2 separate regions of the Mus musculus genome follow, and region 2 is linked to region 1. Evidence: chromatin loops called from intact Hi-C (ENCODE). Cell type or tissue: left cerebral cortex. All regions are shown on one strand.

Region 1 (8,000 bases):
GTTCTATGTCAAATTGACAGTCTAAAGTCATCGAGAGAAGCGGGGTACTTCTATTGAGGAACTGCCTTCATAAACAAACTGTGGGCAAAACTGTAGGGCATTTTCTTAATTAGTGATTGATAGGGGATGGCCCAGCCCTTTGTGGGTGGGGCCACCCCTGGGCTAATGGTCCAGGGCTCTATAAGGAAACAGGCTGAGCAAGCCATGAGGAGCAAGCCAGTAAGCAGCATCCTCCGTGGCCTCTGCATCAGCTCTGCCTCCAGGTTCCTGCCCTGCTGAGTTCCTGCCCTCGCTGCTGTTGATGATGCACTGTTCTATGGAAGCTGAGTGAAATTAATCCTTTCCTCCCAAGTTACCTTTGGTCATGGTGTCTCATCACAGCCATAGCAACCCAAACTAAGACAAGGTGGGCTCTTCTGTGGGAGCTTGGGAGTGGACTGTGGTAGTTTAAGAGAAATGTCCCTGTAGTCTTGGACATTTGAACACTTGGTGCCCAGTTGTTTGAATGGAATTCGTGTGGTGTGACTTTGCTGGAAAAAGTATGTTACTAGGCTTTGAGATCAAACTCCCCAAACCACTTCCAGTTTCCTCTGCTTCTTATCTGTGGTAAAGGAAGGGTTCTCAGCATCCTCCTGCTGCCTGTGGCCATGTTCCTCCAGCATCCTCCTGCTGCCTGCCACCATGCTCCTCCAGCATCCTCCTGCTGCCTGCCACCATGCTCCTCCAGCATCCTCCTGCTGCCTGCCACCATGCTCCTCCAGCATCCTCCTGCTGCCTGCCACCATGCTCCTCCAGCATCCTCCTGCTGCCTGCCACCATGCTCCTCCAGCATCCTCCTGCTGCCTGCCGCCATGCTCCTCCAGCATCCTCCTGCTGCCTGCCACCATGCTCCTCCAGCATCCTCCTGCTGCCTGCCGCCATGCTCCTCCAGCATCCTCCTGCTGCCTGCCGCCATGTTCCTCCAGCATCCTCCTGCTGCCTGCCGCCATGCTCCTCCAGCATCCTCCTGTTGCCTGCCGCCATGCTCCTCCAGCATCCTCCTGCTGCCTGCCACCATGCTCCTCCAGCATCCTCCTGCTGCCTGCCGCCATGTTCCTCCAGCATCCTGCCACCATGTTCCTCCAGCATCCTCCTGCTGCATGCCACCATTTTCCTCCTGCTGCCTGCTGCCATGTTCCTCCTGCTGCCTGTGGCCATGTTCCTCCAGCATCCTCCTGCTGCCTGTGGCCATGTTCCTCCAGCATCCTCCTGCTGCCTGTGGCCATGTTCCTCCAGCATCCTCCTGCTGCATGCCACCATGTTCCTCCAGCATCCTCCTGCTGCATGTCACCATGTTCCTCCAGCATCCTCCTGCTGCATGTCACCATGTTCCTCCAGCATCCTCCTGCTGCCTGCCACCATGTTCCTCCAGCATCCTCCTGCTGCTTGTGGCCATGTTCCTCCTGCTCCCTGCCACCATGTTCCTCCAGCATCCTCCTGCTGCATGCCACCATTTTCCTGCTGCCTGCTGCCATGTTCCTCCTGCTGCCTGCCGCCATGTTCCTCCAGCATCCTCCTGCTGCCTGTGGCCATGTTCCTCCAGCATCCTCCTGCTGCTTGTGGCCATGTTCCTCCTGCTACCTGCCACCATGTTCCTCCAGCATCCTCCTGCTGCATGCCACCATGTTCCTCCAGCATCCTCCTGCTGCCTGCGGCCATGTTTCTCCAGCATCCTCCTGCTGCATGTCACCATGTTCCTCCAGCATCCTCCTGCTGCATGCCACCATGTTCCTCCAGCATCCTCCTGCTGCCTGCCACCATGTTCCTCCAGCATCCTCCTGCTGCCTGCCACCATGTTTCTTCAGCATCCTCCTGCTGCCTGTGGCCATGTTTCTCCCGCACACTGGACTCACACCTCTGTAATCTCGAATAACCCTTTCTTCTGTAAATTGCCCTGGCCTTGGTGTGTTACCACAGCAGCAGAAAGTAAATAATATAAGTAGCATATACCTGTGGTCCCAGCACTCTGGATGCTGAGGCAGAAGGATGAAGAACTCATAGCAAGAATTATCCAAAAGAGAAAGGGAAGGGCCAGCCAGGTGGCTCCTTGGATAAAGGCATTTGCAGCCAAGCTCGATGACTTGAATTCCATCCCTAGAACCCGCATAAGGACGTTCTCCCACAATTGCCCTCTGACCTCCCCAAGCACGGTGGTGCATGCATACACAATTAGAATTCGATAATTTGGAAAAACATGGTGCACGCCTTTAATCCCGGCACTTGGGAGGCAAAGGCAGGCAGATTTCTTAGTTCGAGGCCAGCCTGGTCTACAGAATGAATTCCAGGACAACCAGGGCTACACAGAGAAACCCTATCTGGAAAAACCAAAAATAAGGAAAAAATGGGGAGAAAGGAAGGGGAAAAGAGGACGCAAGAACGGAGGGAAGGCAGGTAGCAAGGAACAAAAGAGTAAGTTAGGAAAGGGGGAGGGATGGGAGGATGGAGGGAAGGAATGGAGGGGGAAGAGGAGCCTAGAAGAACTGGTCAAATGCCTGTCAGTTGACTAAAGCCTTTAGTCACCCCTAGCTGGCCGTGCTGAACGCACCTCTGACCAGTGTCACCAGGCTAGAGTCCATGTATAACCTGGAGGGCCAGGCTGCAAAACCAACCAGTGCTTCCAAAAAAGCTTGAGAAGGAGGCAGTGTGTCTGGGATGAGCAGAGATGGGAGGGATGTTAGCCCCTTAGCATCTCCACAGCCCTCCTGGGGCCACTGCTCTCCTAAGCAGGCTCTGTGCCCAGAAGTCCTATCACTTCCTCTCCTAACACCTGCCAGCTCAGCTCCCCCACGCTCCCCACCCCCACCCCAGCCCCACGGCTCCTCTAAATCAATCCAGAGGCCAAGTCCTCTCATCTCGCCTCATCAGTGGGCCCTCCAGCCTCTCCATCATTTTTATTGCCTTTTCCTGGCAAAACTCCCTCCAAAATTATCAGCAAACTCCACGTGGGAAGGCCTAAGAGAAAATCCCCCTGGTAAGGACTGTCTTCTCCTCTCCCAGAGCGCTTTTCTCAACTCTAACGTTCCTCCTCAGCTGATTACAGGCGCGACTTGGGCCAGATGGGAGGACCCATGATTCCGTGATTCCCTTGGGCTTCTGCATGTCTGAGCCTGCATCCTCTCTCTCTCTTCCCCTCCTCTCAACCTGCAGCCTCCCCCCCCCCCAATCACCCTCAGCATCGCTGTGTTCCTGCACCAAGCACCTTCACCCTAGATAGCCAAGCCAGGGATCCTGAACCACGGGGCCCACCTGCTTGCTCACCAGCATCCTAGGACTCCCGTAAATGTCTGCGGATCATGCTCCACCCAGCCAGAGCGCTTTAGCACACGATCTCGTTTCATCCAGAAGGACATTCAGGGCTCCATTATAGGGAGGTAGGCACAGGTTCTGGCGGATTAAGTAACAGCAGGCCTCGATCAGCGGGGCAGGAAGTAACAAGACTGCAGACCAAGGTCTCACCTTTCCCAGGGAACCCGAAATCAATCCCTCGGTGCTGTACCGGGGCAGCACGAAGTGTGTAGTGGGGATGGGACTCTAACTACTGCTGACTCAGCAGGTAGCAACCCTGAGCTCCCAGTCGCTGGTCCAAGCTGGGTTAATTACACTTTACGGAAAGTATTCCCTGGTCTCCTTCCCATCTGACACCCTGGTTCTTACTGATTTGGGTTACAAATCTGATTCTACCTCTGGCCAAGAGAGGTTTTCTTCTTCTGGGTAGAGCTTTGCATTGCATTAACCCTTTAAAATTAGCAAGTCAAGGGCCAGCAACACGGCCCTTGGGTCTTTCTGCCAAGCCTGAGGCTCTGAGTTCAATCTCTGAGACATTTAAGGTCAAAGGAGAGAACTGACTCCTGCAAGTTGCCCTCTGACCTCCACATACGTGTCCACACGAGCGCACACAGGAAGGAAGGAGAAGTGTTGTTAAAGTTACACATCTCGGCAGGCCGGTGAAATGATCAGGGTCAAGGCCCTTGCGGCCAAGCCTGACATCCAGAGTTCAATCCCCAGGACCGACTTGGTGAAAGAAGAGAACTGACTCAAAGTCGTCCTAACGTCCTGTGGCACACTCACACACACATTTGTACAGACACACATAACATGTAAAGATATAAATGTCTCAAAGTCATTAAAATTAAACAGGTCAAGCAAAAACATGTGCAAATATTATAACGGCACTATAACTGTAAGTGATAAACAACTTAATATCCACTAATGAATGAGTGAGTACAGACCACACATACTTAGGGCATTATTCATCCTGAAAAGAGCTAATGCTCTGACACCTAACACACGGGTGAGCCTTTGAAGTCTATCTCGGAGAGGAGGAAGGCAGAAGCTGAGAGTCCCCCAATGTGTAGCCCACGGCTATGAAATGCTGAAATGCACAGGGTACACAGACCCACAGAGACAGAAGAAGGCACAGTGGTTTCTGGGGGCTGAGAAGGAAGATTCCCTAGAGGCGGGACTTCTGGGTCAGAGGTAACTCTACTCAAGTCTTTGAAGCATCCAAATCCACGGAAAACCTAGCATGGAAGGATGCAGCTGACATCCTCGAATCCCCATGTGGAGATGGCAAGAAGAGATGGCTCAGTTCCAGGAGGCTAGCACACGGGCCAGCTAACTCGCTTACACAGCGGGAACAACACAGACCCTGTCTACACAATGCATTCACGCACGCGTGCGCACACACACACACACACACACACGCACTAAAGTGTACATTTTCAATAGGTGGATTATGTGATATGTGAGTTATACCTCAACAAAAGTGTTCTCCCTCTCGCTCTTCCTTCCCCCTCCCACATGGAAACCAAAGGTTCTCAAAGTGACACTCAGAGTCAACCGCGTTTCTCAGCTCATGGCCTTGGCCCTGACTTTGCAAGCTTTTGAGCAAACGGGCCTATCCTATATGGATTAGCATGGTCTCGGGCGCCCCCTGGTGGGCAACAAGCATTTACTCCATTGCCAGATGCGGGTGCTGGTTGCCTGTGGTTGACTGAATTGCCCCTCAGTCATCTAAGCCTCTTTGAACACCAAGAACGCTAGTCCTGCCTACTACATAACATTTAAAGGTTTTTAAATTTCTGGTATATTTTTTAAAACAACTAAAATAAATTTAAAACACACACACACAACTCTAGTCTCTTTTCACCCTGATCTCTGCCATCTCCCACAACAGCGTCATCTTAAAGCTGACTCCAGAAAGCATTCTAGGCCCACTGTAACTATTTAATCACAAAAGATCAGGAAACCAAGAGACTCTTGCTGCTCTGTGAGAGGACTTAGGTTCAGTTCCCTGGGCCCACAAAATGGTGCTCGGTCACCTCTGACGCCAATTCCAGTGGGAACTGCTGGCCTCGGATCAGATGGCAACTACACTTATGCTCGTACATACACATACACACACAAGCATACACACACTACACACAAAGACACACACTACACACACACATACACACACAAGCATACACACACTACACACAGAGACACACACTACACACACACATACACACAAACACACACATAGCAACTGCATTCATTCACACACACACACACACACACACACACACACACACACACACACACACAATATAAAGAAACCTTGATACTGCCATACTTATTACTGACATTAGAGCCGGAGTCCAATACTGATACCACTGGACGGCCTCACCAGTGATAAAAATATTAGCTATTTTTTAATCTGTCTGCATCAGAATCTCCTGGTCTTTAGGGTCTCTGTCCACCTTTACTCTCTCACTTGGAACCTGTTGTTAGGATGAGAACTGTGTCTATTCTAACCCAACCTTTGTCCTCGTGAACAATGGAGCAAGCTGACTGTTTCACGGTTAAAGCCAGGGGGGTTCAATGGTCCCCAGATCTCTGTTTCTGTTACTTTTATCATTTAAAAATATTTTTTTCCAAGCAGGGCCACATGCAGCCCAGGCTAGCCTCAAATTGTCCATGTAGCCAAGGGTGACCTTGAACTTCTGACCCTATCCTCCATTTTCTGGGAGTGTAGGCTTGTACTACCATGTCTGGCTTTATGTGATCCCAGGGATGGAACTCAGGTCTCTTTACATCCTAGACAAGCCCTCCCACACCGAGATACAGTCTCCTAAGAATGGTTTTTAAAAACAGATATTGGGAGCTGGAGCAATGGCTCCGTGCTTAAGAGCCCTTGTTGTTCTTGCAGAGGACCTGGGTTGAGTTCCCAGCACCCACACAGTGGCTCACAACCACCTGTAACTCCAGTTTCAGGGGACCCAACACTGTCTTCTGGCCTCCAAGAGCAGTGGATAAATGTGGTACCCTTATATGCATGCAGGCAAAGCATTCATAACATAAAATTAAAATAAATCTTAAGTCTAAAATAAAAAACAGAAACCACACAGGTGCTGTCATAGAGAAGTTACAAGCTCCACATCTTCTTTCAAATGATGTCAACCTGACACTTGTATCTAGAGAACTCTGGGGTTTCTGGGCAGCTAAGGACTCTGTTGCTGACATATGCCTTTAACCCCAGCACTCGGGAAACAGAAACAGGAGGATCTCTGAGTTCGGGGCCAGCCTGGTCTACAGAGTGAGTTCCAGGACAGCCAGGGCTACACAGAGAAACCCTGTCTCGAAAAACAAACAAACAAACAGGGCTCTATTTTTGGACGCTTCTGGTGAGACAAAGGGGAGAAAATGGGGCAAGAAGGGGAGCCCTTCTCTGTCTCTCTCCTTCTTGCTCCCTAACTTGACCTAAGTCCTAGGAGCCCATGACCCCTTCTCACTTAACTGTCTCTCTGCCCTGATTTCAATGCTCTGGAATATTCTCTTACCCCCAACCCTTGATCACCTACCCTGTACCCTGTTTCTGGTCACACCTCGATTTCCAAGGAGACACCAATATTCTTAAATCTACACATGACCACCTCTGGATGGGTTTCTCAGTTGAGGTGTGGTCCACTCTGCTGATGTTGGTTATAGGCAGATAAAGGCATGTTCCTTTAGACTATCCCCCACATATGTCCATCAGTCTTATCCTGTGATGTGAGAGGGAAGGAGAAAGCTGAGAGAAATGCAGCCAGGGCCCTGGGGACACAGAAAAAAGCTTCCCAGACCGATGCAGTCCGGCCCTAAGTACCTCCATGGCTACCTTTCCTCTGCAGCCACCTAAGGACACAGTGGCGCCAGAAGGAGCCTCAGGGACCCATTTAGTCCTCGCTCAGTGCATGTACTGGCCTCTGGGGGCAGCTCGTGTTACCTCTGTGTTTTCAGGAAGCAGAGATAGGGGAATGGGTTTATAGTGATTCAATTTAATGAGGATCCCAGTCAGCAAGGAGTGGGCCATGCACCTTAGGTCTCAACTGCCCTGTCCAGGGGACAGAGACCACCTGTCCTTGCTTCTCAGCCACTGTCAGTCCTCTTGATTGTCCCTGTGGTGGTTTAAATAGGAATGGCTCCAATGGTCTCATGTGTTAGAATGCTTGGTTCACGGGTGTGACACTATTAGGAGATATGGCCTTGTTGGAGTCAGTGTGGACTTATTAAGGAAGTGTGTCACTCTGGGGACAGGATTAGAGATCTTCTATGCTCAAGCTATGCCTAGTGTGGCTCACAGTTTCCTTTTACTGAGGAGATGTAGAATGCTATGCTCCCTTCCCCAAGGAAAACATACAGACCTCAGGCTGCCAGACTCCAGGGCATAGGAGGACTACCATTGGCCATACATTTCCCTGTGGTATAACAGGTACCCCTTATTCTTTCCCCCCACATTCTTGGAGTAGTATATTTTCATCCCCCCAATCCTCTCTGGTCCCCTTGATACCCAGGCATCAGAAACAGCTTGGCTTTGTGACTCCCCACTCCCTTCCCCGAGCCTTCCTCTGACAGCCCAGCTACATGAATCCTCCTTCCTCCGAGATCTGTAGAAAGACGGGATCCCCACATGCCTCGTGGGCCAGAACTTTCCTCAGAGA
Region 2 (8,000 bases), 220 kb before region 1:
TCGAGCTCTCCCAACCCATCTGCCCTCTCAGCAGCGGCTCCCTGTCCTGCTACTGAGAGATAAAGGTGTCTAAGGATGCTAAGGTCCAGCAGTCCCCATCCCTGTTTCTCTCTGAAGCCGCTGTGCTAGCTTGCCATATCATCCCCTCAAACCAAGTTGGTGTGGTCACTTTGGCCCTGACAATGCCCGTCTAAGGCAAGAATCTCTTGCAGTGAGATGCTTAGGGAAGCTAGGTGTCTGGCCTATTGTTCATTTCACACTGGCAGTATGAACTATTACTTTGACAAGCCTTAGCAGTATGAGAATGCTGGGCACCTGCTTCCTCTCAGAACTTCCTGTACCATCTGATGTCCCTTTAGGTGGCCAGTGGACCCCTGATGGCATTTGCTCTGCAGCTGATACTTGCAGGCTTCTCCCTTGGCTAATTACCCATAGTACTGGTTTGTCATCCCTGCCTCGGGAGGGACAGACTGGAGAACCTTTTGCCTAGGCACACCTGCCTCATTCTTTTGTCCTCCCCCAGGTTGGGGAGGTCACAGAGATGTCCATCTCAGGGATGGGGGAGAATGGTCAGTCCAGAGCCAGATGACACGCCCTAGTAGCTTCTGGGCTTGTGGGGCAGAGCTGGGGCGAGCTAGAATCAGGCCTAGTGATGTCCAAGTCAGGTCCATCTTAGGCACCATGGGACAATGATCTAAAAAAAAAAAAAAAAAAAAAAAAGACAAAACTCATGTGTTGGGGATTCTAATGACATGTTCAGGTACACTGGGCTGGCTCAAAAACAATTGTACCCCAAAATTAAAGTTGTTGATTAATCAAAGACAGTTTTGGATATACAGGGAATGCATTTTGCAAAATGAGCTAAGGGCAGTCTGGTCAGCAGGGATAAAGAGGTGTGTGTGCAAAGCCCATAGGGGGTTTACGTTCAACCCCTGGTGCTTTTCCAGGTGAGGTAAGTATGCGGTCCAACACCCCATAAAATATTTATCTAGAGGTGCACATTTCCCTGAAGATCGTAGTGTGCTGTGTGAGCTGGGTGCCCGGCAGCAGCAGCCCCCTGGGGAGTGCAGACCCAGAACACCCCACAGGCACCCGTGGAGGTCACTTCCCTCTATCAGCTCAGCAGTTAACACGGATTGCTGTTTCAGAGGCTGCCCGGGGAATTTATATTTGAGAGGTTTGCTGCATAGCTTTTGAACTGAAGTTTTATGAGACCGAGGATTTTTTTTTTCTCTCTCTCCCTCTGGTCAAAAGAGGAATCACAAGGAACGGAGTCCTTCAGTGCCAGACAGATGTTCGGTGCCAGACAGATGTTACCGGTTGGCCCTTTGTGACATCACCCCCCAATGCAGACCTGGACCCAAGTACTGTGCGTCTGGGATGCCACGCCAGCAGTACTAGCCTGGAACTAAGCCAGCTGGCTCCACGGCATTGGGGTGGTGCTCTGACTGGGCACACAGAAGTCTGGGTAACAGAGACACAGCTCAGGTGCCTCAGGGTGCTTGGACCTTGCCCAGAAAGAATCCATAGCCAGAGTGCATTTCTACCCATTTTCTGTGCAGGTGACTCTATCTAGGGGAGCTCTTCAGGGGGGCCCCTCCCCCACTCCACAGCGCGGGCCAGTCAGCACTTTTTGCCAGCCAAAGGGGTTTCATCCTTTCTTTTACACAGAAACCTCTGTCCCAGGAAGAGCAAGTCATCTCGACTGAGTTCCCCTCCCGCGCTCCTCTCAGTAAATTCAGGGAAATTCAGCTGTACCCTGGGCATGGCCCGGGAACAAGGCCATGGAGCTGCCTCCGCATCCCCAGGGTGCAAGCCCTGCTGAAGATCGCCACAGCTCAGACCAGCCTTCTCCAGCTCCAGTGCACAGGGCTTAAAGAGCCAGCGAGCCACATGTGCAAGGCAGCAGATGACATGCACCCAGGCAGGACTGAGCCCAAACTCATCAGGAAGTCCGCAGGGTCTCCGCCCCCAGCGCGTGAGAAAGAAACTAACGGAGAAAGTGCGCCCCAATTGTGTTTCGGGTTCGCCTGGGGCCGAGAGCATCTCAGGTCAAGGTACCCAACGAGCTGACCCACCCGGGAGTGGGCACCCCTTTTCTCCCTCCACCCCACCTCCAGCCACCTCCTCCCACTGCAGCCACGGCGGAGGTTCTGCAGTCACTTGAAGGAGAAAGATTTCGCAGTACGGCACTGGCATTCTTAAAGCTGCAGTGTCCAAATTCTCCTTCAAACCCCAGCTGTCCCCGACATCAGCTTACTTACCCGGGTCCTATGCAGAGGGTGGGTGGGTAAGGAGACGAGGCCGTGGAGGGGAAGCTTGGAGAGGCCCTGCAGGTGGGGATCAGACTCCCAGACTCTGGCAAGGGTAAAGAGAGAGGAGACTGTACCGAGAGCCTCCGCAGTTAAACCAGGTTGCTGGGACTGCAGCGGAGACTGCAATGGAGTAGTTTTTTTTTTTTTTTTTTTTTTTTTTTTAATCATACACCCCCATCGTGATTTCCTCCACAAACTTAAATTTTCTACAGCTAATTAAAACACAAGATGCACACACGTGAAACCCACACGAGAAAGAACACCCCCCGCTTTTTCACCCCAAAGAATTTAAATAGCATTTTAAATTATTTTTAAATTGACTCCCGCGAGCAACTGACTCAGCTTTCGCTATGCTGCTAGGCTGGCAAGCCATGCAGGAAAGAGCCTGGGTAGATGGAGTTCATTGAAATCAGAGTTTCTGCAAAGTGCAGGGAGAGAGGACTCCAGCGCCTCAGGGGAGACAGCTTTTCTGAAAACCGAATGAGAGGTAACTACCTAGGCAGGAAACGTCACTAGCACCCAGCAACAGCACACCCATGCCCGAAAGTTACCTCTCTCTCCTGCTCAGCTGCTGAACGGTTGGGATGGCTGGCAAGTTGCAGACTGCTGCTGGAGAGGCAGGACCCAAAAATCAAAGTGTCAGCTGGGTGCAGGGAACAACGTGCTGCAGGCGGGGCTGGTCTCTCCCCATCCCCCCACCCACCCCCAGCATCCCTCCCCAGTTTAATTTAAATCCCTGATACTGCAGGATGCCCACTCCTGTAGGCACGTCTCCAGAGCCGTCTGGGGCTTTGTTCTGCCTTCTAGACTTGCTTACCTGGAGATGATGAAGAGGAGGGAGGGTGGAAGACTCTTTGGACTCCTGAAGCTTTGTGTTCAGAGCCAGAGGCAAAGGTGACAGTGACAGGTGGCCCTCGGTGCTTTCTCCCAGAGGGGAAAGAAGCCGGCTCCTCTCTGCCCACCAGACAGTCCGGGAAGCACCTGCTTTTGTATTGTCGCTAAAAAGAAAAAATATTTCAAACCGCGTGTGCACAAGAGATGTGGAGGGAGGGCACTAAGTGTCACTTTTACCCTGAGGTGTCTTTGGCTCCTGAAGTTTGTGCTCCTGCCTCCGTGTGAGTCAATATCATCTAAGATTGAGGCAAGGATTTAATTGAGAAAGTTCCAGGAGAAAATGCACTTTAAATGCAGATATGGTTAAATAGCTCATTCTGCTCTAATCCACAGGGGAATGCTCAGAACAGACACGCGGAGAGATGGCAGAGGGTGAGGGGGAAGAAGGTATTCTCAGGTTTTACATTTATTATAAACTCAAGAGTATGAGAAAGGACAGTGAAGGAGAAAGTGATTATGTGTGGATGTCTGCATACGTGCATGTGCACACATGCACACACATGCATACACTCGGGAAGGAAAAGTATAACTCCCCCCACCCCCTTTAAAAAGCCTGCTCAGTAGAAACAACTGCACCAACTCCGAGTCCTGTCCGCTTCAGTCCTGAGGGAAGAGACCAGGAGGGGCGCCTCTGCAGCCTGCAGTCTGCGTCCTGCCTGGGATACAGCCATGCTACTGCAGTGCACCATGGCCAACGGGCACCCTTGCCCACCTTCCTAGCTTGCACAGTTCGTACAGCGTGCACTCTGCTGGCGGACACAGCCCAGGACCACCCACGGCCAGACGATACACCCTCCTCTTCCTCTGCTTCCCTTCCTTGTCTGAGAGGAAGGGAGCTGCAGAGACCCCTGAGATGTCATAGCAGAAGAGACCCCAGAAAGTATATAGCCAAATCTTTCCCCTAGGTGGGTGGGAAACCCAAGACTTGCCAGGGCTCCCTCAAGGTCACTTGGGGTCCTTGGTCCTGTAAGGTTCTTGCTGCTCCCATCATCAGACCCTGAGAGTGAGTGACCTGCCCTGGCTGTGACCTCAGATGACCTTGCATGCTTCCTTCTTATGTGTGCTACACAGATTACCCCAGGAAATGATATGATCAGGTACATGCAAATCCAAGCCAAGAACACAAACTCTCTGGAAGCAGAAGATTCAAGCATCCACCCTATGACTGAGGGGCAGACACATGCTGATCTAAAGCAGCGCTTCCTTAGTGTCCACCACGGGCGAAACCCACAACGTTGCCCACCTACATGGGATTCCTTAGGCTTCCCTAAGATTGACCTCAAACATGGAGGCATACATCACATACATCCTCCCATACCCAGGGGCCAAAGTCTAAATGGAGGGGTGGGCAGGAAAGCTTATCTTGGGAGTTGTGAGCAGACTGAGGTAGATCCAGCTTCTCTTCAACTCTGGGGCCCTCCTGCCTTATCTATATGAGGGTGATATTCTCCTTTCTGAGTCCCCACCCCTTTCCTTTTATAATAGAGGTTCAAGGCTACCTCAACCCAAGATTCCTTTGCTAGGTCTTTCATTTAAAAGTTATCATTTTTGCGTGTATGTGTGCATCCTTGCATGAGTTATGTATACCATATGCACGAGGAACTCCCAGAAGTCAGAAGAGGACATCGGATCCCCTGGATGTTGGGTTATAGGCAGTTGTGAGCCACCAACTAGGATCTCGGAACAGAACCCAGTTCTTCTACAAGATCATTAAGTGCTTCTAACCACTGAGCCATCTCTCCAGCCCCTCTCGGTCCTCATCTCAATTATAGCTGCGAAGACCATTTTTCCCAAGCCAGGAGACACTCACAGATCCCAGTTAGACCTCTCTTGGCCTGGCCAGAATGTATCTCTCTGCACCTTGCAATGATTTCTTTCCCCCTCAGAACAATGGCAGCGAAATGGAGCAGCCCTTCACCATTGTCACCAGGGTAGTGACAATGGTGACCCCACTGGTGAAACCACATGCTGGCCTCTCTTGTGCTTCTGGTATTGACTCCTACAACACAGGGCACATCTTGACACTAAAGGGAAACTAAGGCACAAAGAGGCTTGTGTCGCATAGGTATTAGCGGCAGGCTTGAGGCCATCTGGCTCTTACCCACACTTCTGCTTTACCATGTTCGAGCTGCCAGTGCTCCTGACTCAACTTTCTGGTGATAGTTTTCAGCCACCTCTGACGTGCGTCCTTCCTCGGGCATTTTGGACGTGTGCTCTGTGCTGGTCACAATCTCCTTTTCTGCCTCTTCTTCTTCCTCCTCCTCCTCCTCCTCCTTCTCTTCCTCCTCCCCACTTTTATTCCTCAAAAACAATTCCATCAACTTACACTTTGATAGGAAGACAAACTTGCCTAGGCCAGCAAGAGAGGAGGGATGTGCACACAGGGGTCCGAGGCAGCCATGGTCGAGCTCCCTGCAAGGGTGCTGGCAGGCACTGATGTCACCCTTTCTTTTATTTTCTGTAACATAGGGAGAAAACTAGGTTAAAGTCATGTGATGTTCTGGCTGGAGGTTGCTCTCAAACACACCTCCAGGGTCAAGGCGGCGTGTTTCCTGTTTAAGGATGAGGCAGACTCTCTCTATCCTGGAGCCTGGGGCTAGGGTCATTGGAAGCTAGGATGGCTACTGGATTTAGGAGATTCTCTTCAGCAAATCATTTAAAGTCCCCTGGCCTGTGGATTACCACGCGTCTGCATTGGGAGTGGAAAGAGCGACGTGGATCACGGCTTTCCCGTCACTAATACAAAAAGACCGTCACTAGAAAGGGGACCAAGATGGTAGTGCCAGCAGAAGATGAAGGTCTTCTCCTTCAGGATCTCTTAGGTCCTTTATGTTGACGGCCACACGTGGAGATCCTTCTGCTCCGAGGACGTGGGGGTGACAAAGCCAAATGCACGCACCCTTGATGAGACCCCTTCCACCATAACCCAGTGTTCACACCCCGCTCTGGACCACTATACATGCTCAGGCAGAACCATGCATGCCCAAGGAGCAGACAGGCCATCTTGCGCCTGCATCTTTGGGGTTCCCCATTGGCTCATTGTTTGTATTAAACAGATGCCATGTACGGAGAAGAAAGCAGTTCTGCCCACAGAGTCTTTGCTGCTGTCTCTCTTGTCTCCAACACAACTAAAGTGTAGCTGGCATTCCCTTGCTTGTTAAACTGTTCTGTTAAGAGGTTGGGAGGTAGCAGGCTTCTGGGAACGGTCTTCCCAAGGGGGTCTGTGCTTAACAGAAGAACAAAGACATTTTAACTACAAAAGGAATGGTGGGTGCATCTTCAGGCCCCAGTAGCCAAATGGAAGTTATTTTTATCACAGGGCAGACTTCCAGGGCCCTTGAGGGCCTCTTTGCGCATGTGCCTGCATTTCTTCATCTGCACCAAAATGTCCCCCGAACCCGCCTTTTGCTGGCAGGTTGTCTTCCTGTCTCCCTGCCATAGGACAGTTGTGTCATTCCTCCTAAGCCCCCAGCAACAACCAGGAGTAACATAGGGCCCCACAGCACCTGTGAATAAATGGAGAAGAAGCCTTCTGGTTTTTTCTCTGAGGCTGGGTCAAACTGTTCATTTCTAGGCAAATCTGTGTCTTCACACTGCTCGCAAAATTCTCGTGGGTCACCGCGAGAGGAGAGGAAGCTGCTTTTTACAACTCCGTGTCACAGTTGCTGGACACAGACGCAGAAGTTTCCCCTGCCGTGTCCTCTGGCACAGGCTGGGAGTGTTGGCTCCTGCAGCCCCCACCTCTACAGCCCCAAATTCCTTCAAAATGGGCCCTTGGCTTAAGATAAAAGGAAGGCCTCAACAAGGCCAAAGGCTGCAAGACCTCCTAGCCTTCGCACTCTCAGCCAACAGTTCTGCCCCTCCCCACAAGGGCTTCCTTCCATATCTCTGCTCCTCACACCTTTTGCCACAGTCTCTGCAGCCTGGCACTTGCTGCTGTCTGGGGTTCCCTGGCTCTCTGGTTCATGCCTGGCTCTGGCTCTTCTTAGTGGGATGGTACCCTGTGTAGATAGAGGTTTCTTAGTGGGGTGGTACCCTGTGTAGACAGAGGATGGTGCCCTGTGTAGACAGAGCTGTGGAGATTCTTCATGGGAAACCATCTAGTCCGAGAGATATACCCCTCAACAAATGATAGCAACCACTCATAGACTTACCACGACTACTTCCCGGCTGGCCGGCTTCTGGTGTCCTACCATCTTTTACCCCGATGCCCGTGTTTGTCTGTGTCTGCCGCTGTATCAGAGCACTCCAGGCTGGATGGCTGAGACAGTAGAATCTACCCGTTTCACAGTTCTGGGGTTGGGAGTGCAAGAGGAAGTGCAGATGAGGCTGTTCTGCTGGCTTGAAGGTAGAGTCTTCTTCTTGAGTACCCCGCGAATGTTCCTGTCTGTCCGAGTCTCTTTGTACAAGAATGGTGAGCGGACCAGGCCTATCCTAAGGACATCCTTTGAACAAAGATATCTCTTGGAAGTTGGTCTGCAGGTTGGGCACTTAGGGTTAGGGACCCCATGGATGAAGGAAGTTTTCAGAAAAAAAACGAGCTCATTTCTCTTTCACTTAAAAACCCAGTGAGGGGGCTGGAGAGATGGCTCAGTGGTTAAAAGCACTGACTGCTCTTCTGAAGGTCCTGAGTTCAAATCCCAGCAACCACATGGTGGCTCACAACCATCTGTAATGAGATCTGACACCCTTTTCTGGTGCATCTGAAGACAGCTACAGTGTACTTAGATATAATAATAAATAAATCTTAAAAAAAAAAAAGCCCAGTGAGATGGCTCAGGAGAAAAAGGA

Evidence for each region. Peaks named below come from ENCODE experiments on the same cell type or tissue, not always from the same donor. Only the 100,000 strongest peaks of a DNase experiment are listed, where the experiment ranks them.
Region 2: a loop joins it to region 1, with 2.6 times the contacts of the local background. A loop is called at or near these places in 5 of 42 quality-filtered maps.

Annotation. Positions count from the first base shown.
Region 1 is chr4:149,803,863-149,811,862 of GRCm38, reverse strand. No RefSeq gene overlaps it. Among named protein-coding and RNA genes, the nearest start is that of Gm42354, 17 kb to the right of the region's middle. In left cerebral cortex, CTCF peaks have their summits at 4,978 (motif pointing left) and 7,251; DNase peaks (open chromatin) are centred at 1,275 and 4,961.
Region 2 is chr4:150,024,765-150,032,764 of GRCm38, reverse strand. It overlaps Gm13067 (a long non-coding RNA gene), which reads right to left and starts at 3,360. Exons shown (of 7, transcript XR_390962.2): 1 at 3,133-3,360; 2 at 2,867-2,924; 3 at 2,265-2,358; 4 at 1-694. In left cerebral cortex, a CTCF peak has its summit at 1,241; DNase peaks (open chromatin) are centred at 2,180, 2,615, 3,146, 3,513 and 1 more place; H3K4me3 peaks cover 2,113 bases; H3K27ac peaks cover 1,873 bases.